Linked DNA regions of Homo sapiens: region 1 is linked to region 2. A link is an interaction called in ENCODE POLR2A ChIA-PET data of the cell type or tissue named here. Cell type or tissue: PC-9. All regions are shown on one strand.

What was found. Peaks named below come from ENCODE experiments on the same cell type or tissue, not always from the same donor. Only the 100,000 strongest peaks of a DNase experiment are listed, where the experiment ranks them.
Region 1: POLR2A ChIA-PET joins it to region 2 with 13 read pairs; 3 of 35 experiments call an interaction of 5 or more read pairs at or near these places.

What each region holds. Positions count from the first base shown.
Region 1 is chr16:4,463,223-4,465,722 of GRCh38, forward strand. NMRAL1 (NmrA like redox sensor 1) reads right to left here. Exons shown (of 6, transcript NM_020677.6): 5 at 438-628. Among named protein-coding and RNA genes, the nearest start is that of NMRAL1, 10 kb to the right of the region's middle. In PC-9, no CTCF peak of the experiment used is centred here; a DNase peak (open chromatin) is centred at 1,229; H3K27ac peaks cover 2,500 bases.
Region 2 is chr16:3,023,126-3,025,625 of GRCh38, forward strand. HCFC1R1 (host cell factor C1 regulator 1) reads right to left here and starts at 817. Exons shown (of 4, transcript NM_017885.4): 1 at 722-817; 2 at 349-405; 3 at 108-236. The coding sequence starts at 816. THOC6 (THO complex subunit 6) reads left to right here and starts at 910. Exons shown (of 13, transcript NM_024339.5): 1 at 910-1,240. The coding sequence starts at 1,202. RefSeq lists enhancers at 163-262, 245-889, 890-1,533, 923-1,232 and a silencer at 653-852. In PC-9, no CTCF peak of the experiment used is centred here; DNase peaks (open chromatin) are centred at 356 and 1,186; H3K4me3 peaks cover 1,808 bases; H3K27ac peaks cover 1,554 bases.

The DNA of each region.
Region 1 (2,500 bases), 1.4 Mb after region 2:
CAAGAGTCTGTCCAGTAGGCCTCCTGCCCACCCAGCCAGGCCAATGGGGGCAGGGGTCGGCCCTATCTTTCTAGCCTCTTTCCCTTTAAATCCCCTCCCACAGGGGAGGGGTCGGGTCTATCTTTCCAGACTCTTTTCTCTTCAAATTCCCTCCCACAGAGGAGCCCGGCAGGGCCTGCATTTTCACCCCTCCTTGCCTTGGCTCCTATGGCCCTCTCCTCCTGGAAGCTTTTCTCTCTATTTGGTCAAAACATCTAAGCCAGAAATTTCACTCTGTGGCCAGTTAGCTCCTGGAACAGCAGAAAATAAACGTTGACGATGAACGAATGAATTTAGATGTACTGCCCAGAGGTGTGGGCAGCCCTGGACACACCCTCCCTACGGGAGCTAGAAAGCCCTGACAAGGATGCCTGAGTCACCTGGGGCGGGAGGCCCACCTTGGCATCGTGCACGACCTTGCGGGTGTGCTTGGTGAGCAGGGCAGCGTACTCCTCGGCCGTGTGCCTGCAAGTGCTCAGCCCGATGTTCTGGCCGACGTATTTTTCTGGCATCTTCAAAAGGCTGAGCACCACAGGACCCAGGTCAGACACGGACATGCCATCCATGGGAACGTCACCTGTGGGCAAGCCTGTGGGGCAGAGACGTGAGCTGGTATATGTCCCGAGGGCAGACAGGGGCAGGGACAGAGCCCCTCTCCAAAGGGTCCAAGCTGGTTCTTCCCAGCAGTCAGCTGCACACTCCAGCACTCGGGCATAGCTAAGACAAGTCTTGCTATTTGTGGTAGCACAGAGGCAGCAGTGGAATTGAGTCAGGAAACGGGATGGAATCCGGGTACTGCCACCTAGGGCAGGCTGTTGAGGCTCTCTGAGCCTGGGTTGCTGCATTCCTAGAATGGGGCTAAGAACCTGGGCCTGCCCAGCTCTCTCAGCGCTAGGATGACAGAGAAGGGACAAAGGAAAAGGACTCTGAAAGCTGCTACAGAGAGTGTGGCTGGAGCCCAGGGTCTCCGCTAATCTGGAGGCACCAGCCTGAAGTACTCTGTCATATCCTAGATTCCTGGAAGCTGGAACGTCCACCTCTGAGTAGATACTCCAAATACCAACTCACTTACCAGGAATCCTGATTAACCAGACACCAACGGCTGGCCTAGAGCAGCACGTCCATGATAAATGCTTCATAAATCCTGAATGAATGAATGACTCGCAAACTTCCAGGCTGAGGTTTTGTAGATGGGGAGGCTGGCAACTGTCTGGGTGTGGCCTGTGGAATGCTTGGGTCCTATCCTCCTTACCTAGAGACAGGGGCCAGTGCAGCTTCCTGTTCAGATCACCTGGGAGCTCGAGGGCACAGAGCGCACAGACCGGAGCAGGAGATATCCCTGACTGCAGGTTTTTTTTTTTTTTTTTTTTTGAGATGGAGTCTCGCTCTGTCGCCCAGGCTGGAGTGCAGTGGCGCAATCTTGGCTCACCACAAGCTCCACCTCCCGGGTTCACACCATTCTCCTGCCTCAGCCTCCCGAGTAGCTGGGACTACAGGCGCCTGCCGCCACACCCGGCTAAGTTTTTGTATTTTTAGTAGAGACAGGGGTTTCACCAAGTTAGCCATGATGGTCTCGATCTCCTGAACCTCGTGATCCGCCCTCCTCGGCCTCCCAAAGTGCTGGGATTACAGGCGTAAGCCACCGTGCCCGGCCTTTTTTTTTTGAGACGGGGTCTTGCTCTGTCACCCAGGCTGGAGTGCAGTGCCACGATCTCGGCTCACTGCAACCTCTGCCTCCTGGGTTCAAGCGATTCTTCTGCCTCAGCCTCCCGAGTAGCTGGGATTACAGGCGTGCACCACCACGCCAGGCTGGCTAATTTTTGTATTTTTAGTAGAGATGGGGTTTCACACCATGCTGGCCAGGCTGGTCTCAAACTCCTGAACTGGTGGTCTGCCCACCTCGGCTTCCCAAAGTGCTGGGATTACAGGCGTAAGCCACTGCGCCTGGCCAGCTTTGCAAACTATAATAAATGGTGGTACCAAAGGGCTACTGTTACCACCAGACTTGGCCCGCCAGGTGAGCAGGACTCCCATGGGCTGGGCCCTTATGCGAGGGTGACCTGGCATTCAACCAGAGGGTAAGGAGTGGCCAGCCAGAGGCACCAACCCCTCCTGCCCTGATCACTGAGTGACCAGCAGGACACAGGTTGGGTGAGCCTTGTTCCCAGCCAGGGCCAGTGCACCTAACCTGTTTATAGCCCCAATGGGCACTGAGAAGAAAGAGCTTTCCTAGTTTGTGAAATCTGCAACTGAACTTCATTTTCCAAATCCTCTCCTCGTCTTTGGTTTTTTTGTTTTGTTTTGTTTTGTTTTGTTTGTTTTGAGACGGAGTGTTGCTCTTGTCGCCTAGGCTAGAGTGCAGTGGCACAATCTCAGCTCACTGCAACCTCCACCTCCTGGGTTCAAGCGATTCCCCTGCCTCAGCCTCCCTAGTAGCTGCCAGTACAGGTGGGTGGCACCA
Region 2 (2,500 bases):
CCCAGAGGTCAGCTAGAGCTAAAAATGGCACGATGAGGCAGGGCCTGAGGTCAGCTGTGAGGACCGCCTGTGATTCTGCAGAAGGCCTGGCCAGTGGAGGAACCTACCTGAGTGGGGGCAGGGCTGGGGAGAAGGTCATGGGGGGGCTGCAGTAGGGGTGGTCATTGTGCAGGCTGAGTTGAGAGAAGTGGGTGGCCATGTTCTCCTCAGACAGAAACTGCTTGCGCAGAGGCTCCCTGGGGAGAGATGGCAGAGAGGCAGGCTGGGATACTGACACAGGAGGCAGCCTGTTGGGGACCAGAGGTGACAGAGATCTTGTTGGGAGTCCCTCCCTGCCCCCAAACTCACTGCTCCTCCTCCAGGCGCCGCTTGGTGCTCATGGGCACAGCTCCTCGGAGAGGGGAGCTGGGAAAAAAAGAGAGCCTGGTGCACCCCACCCTCTTGGCCCCTTCCCAAGGATCTGCCCGCCTAAGCCTGCAGCATCAGCCAGGAGCCCCAAGCCCATTCCTGTCTCAGCTGGTGCCGGTCCCCGCTCTCCTGGACCATCCAGCAGGGTACCTCGGAAGTCTCGACCCTCAGCCGCAGCCCCAGTCCCATCTCAGCTCACGCCTAAGCCCCGCCGATTCGCCCCACCCCGTATTCATCCTGCAGACCAGTCCTGAGCACCCAGCCAAAGCTCCTGCGGCCCTTGGTCAGGCCCACCCTGGTCCCCTACACGCACCTGGCGTCCAGGCCCCAAGTCACCCCCAAGGCGGCCCGCGGGAGGCGCTGGGCCCCTCCCTGGGGGCCTCGCTGCAAGGGCTGCTGCAGGATCATTGGGTTTTGGGGTCCTGCGGGTGGGATCTGGGCGACAGGGGAGGAGTCTCTGAGGGCGTGGCCAAGAGAGGATGGGCGTGGCTTTAGGCGGGCACAGCCGCGAGGTTCTGCGCGGGCGCGGAAGACGGGCGGCGCGTGGCGGAAGGCAGGCTTGCTCCTCGGGGTGGGGGAGGGTATCCGGCTTAAGGGGGCTGCGGTGGACACCACTTCTTAATGTCGGGGGTCTTCGCGGCGCTCACCTCGGCTCCTAGGGTTCGGGACGGTACGCACCAGCCACCTTCGCGCCGAAGGCGGTAGGGCGCCACGGAGAGGAACCGCTCTAGGCACGTAAGGCCTCGTGAGGTTGCGTCGCGCGCGGAGCACTCTGGGACTTGTAGTTCTGGAGATGGAGCGAGCTGTGCCGCTCGCGGTGCCTCTGGGTCAGGTGAGACGGACGTGGTGCGCGTTGCCTTCTGGGGTTTGTAGTTCACGCATGGCTGGGACGGGGCGGGCAGGGAATCGTGCCCTGAGCCCTGTTTTGCCTGGGCTATTTGTGGGACTCAGACTCTGACCAGGGGGGCGGGATAGTAACCCAGAAGTGCTTCAGGGGCTTAACGCAAGTCAGAGAGTAGGAATTATAAATCAGTACGTTTTTCTATGTTGGGGTAGTAGAGGTACTTTTTTTTTTTTTTTAATTTTCTAGTTCTTGCAAAGCACTTTTTTTTTTTTTTTGAGACAGAGTCTCACTCTGTCACCTAGGCTAGAGTGCAGTGGCGCGATCTCAGCTCACTGCAACCTCCGCCTCCCAGGTTCAAGCGATTCTCCTGCCTCAGCCCTCCAAGTAGCTGGGACTATAGGCGTGTGCCACCATGCCCAGCTAATTTTCGTGTTTTTAGTAGAGACAGGGTTTCACCATGTTGACCAGGCTGGTCTCGAACTCCTGACCTCAGGTAATCTGCCTGCCTTGGCTTCTCAAAGTGCTAGGATTACAGGTGTGAGCCACCACGCCCGGCCAAATTTTTTTTTTTTTTTTTTTTTTGAGATGGAATTTCACTCTTGTTGCCCAAGCTGGAGTGCAGTGGCTCCATCTGGGTTCACCGCAACCTCCGCCTCCCAGATTCAAGCAATTCTCCTGCCTCAGCCTCCTGAGTAGCTGAGATTACAGGCATGCGCCACCACTCCCAGCTAATTTTGCATTTTTAGCAGAGACAGGGTTTCTCCATGTTGGTCAGGCTGGTCTTGAACTCCTGACCTCAGGTGGTCCACCTGCCTTGGCCTGCCAAAGTGCTGGGATTACAGGCGTGAGCCACTGCGCCCGGCCCCACATTTTTAAATTTTTTTTGAGACAGAGTCTCACTATGTTGCCCAGGCTGCTCTCAAACTCCTGGCCTCCCAGAGCGCTGGATTACAGGCATGAACCACCACACCCGGCTTAAGCACTGAGTGACAGCCCCATGTAAAGCTCTTGTCTATACACTAGCTCATCTAATTGTGATGGAATCTTCTGTGAGCTCCATTTGTCAGTTGAGGAAGCTGGCAGGAGAGGCCTGGGTGCTTGCTCAGAGGTCCCTGAGGCATCACCTCAACTCTCCCCTTCTTCAGTGTCTTCTTGGAGCCACCCATGGGACTGCATGGGCAGGTGCTGGCTTGGGGCGGGGCCGCCTCAAAAGAAGGCTGAGAAGTCAGGACAGTGGGAGGCCTGGCA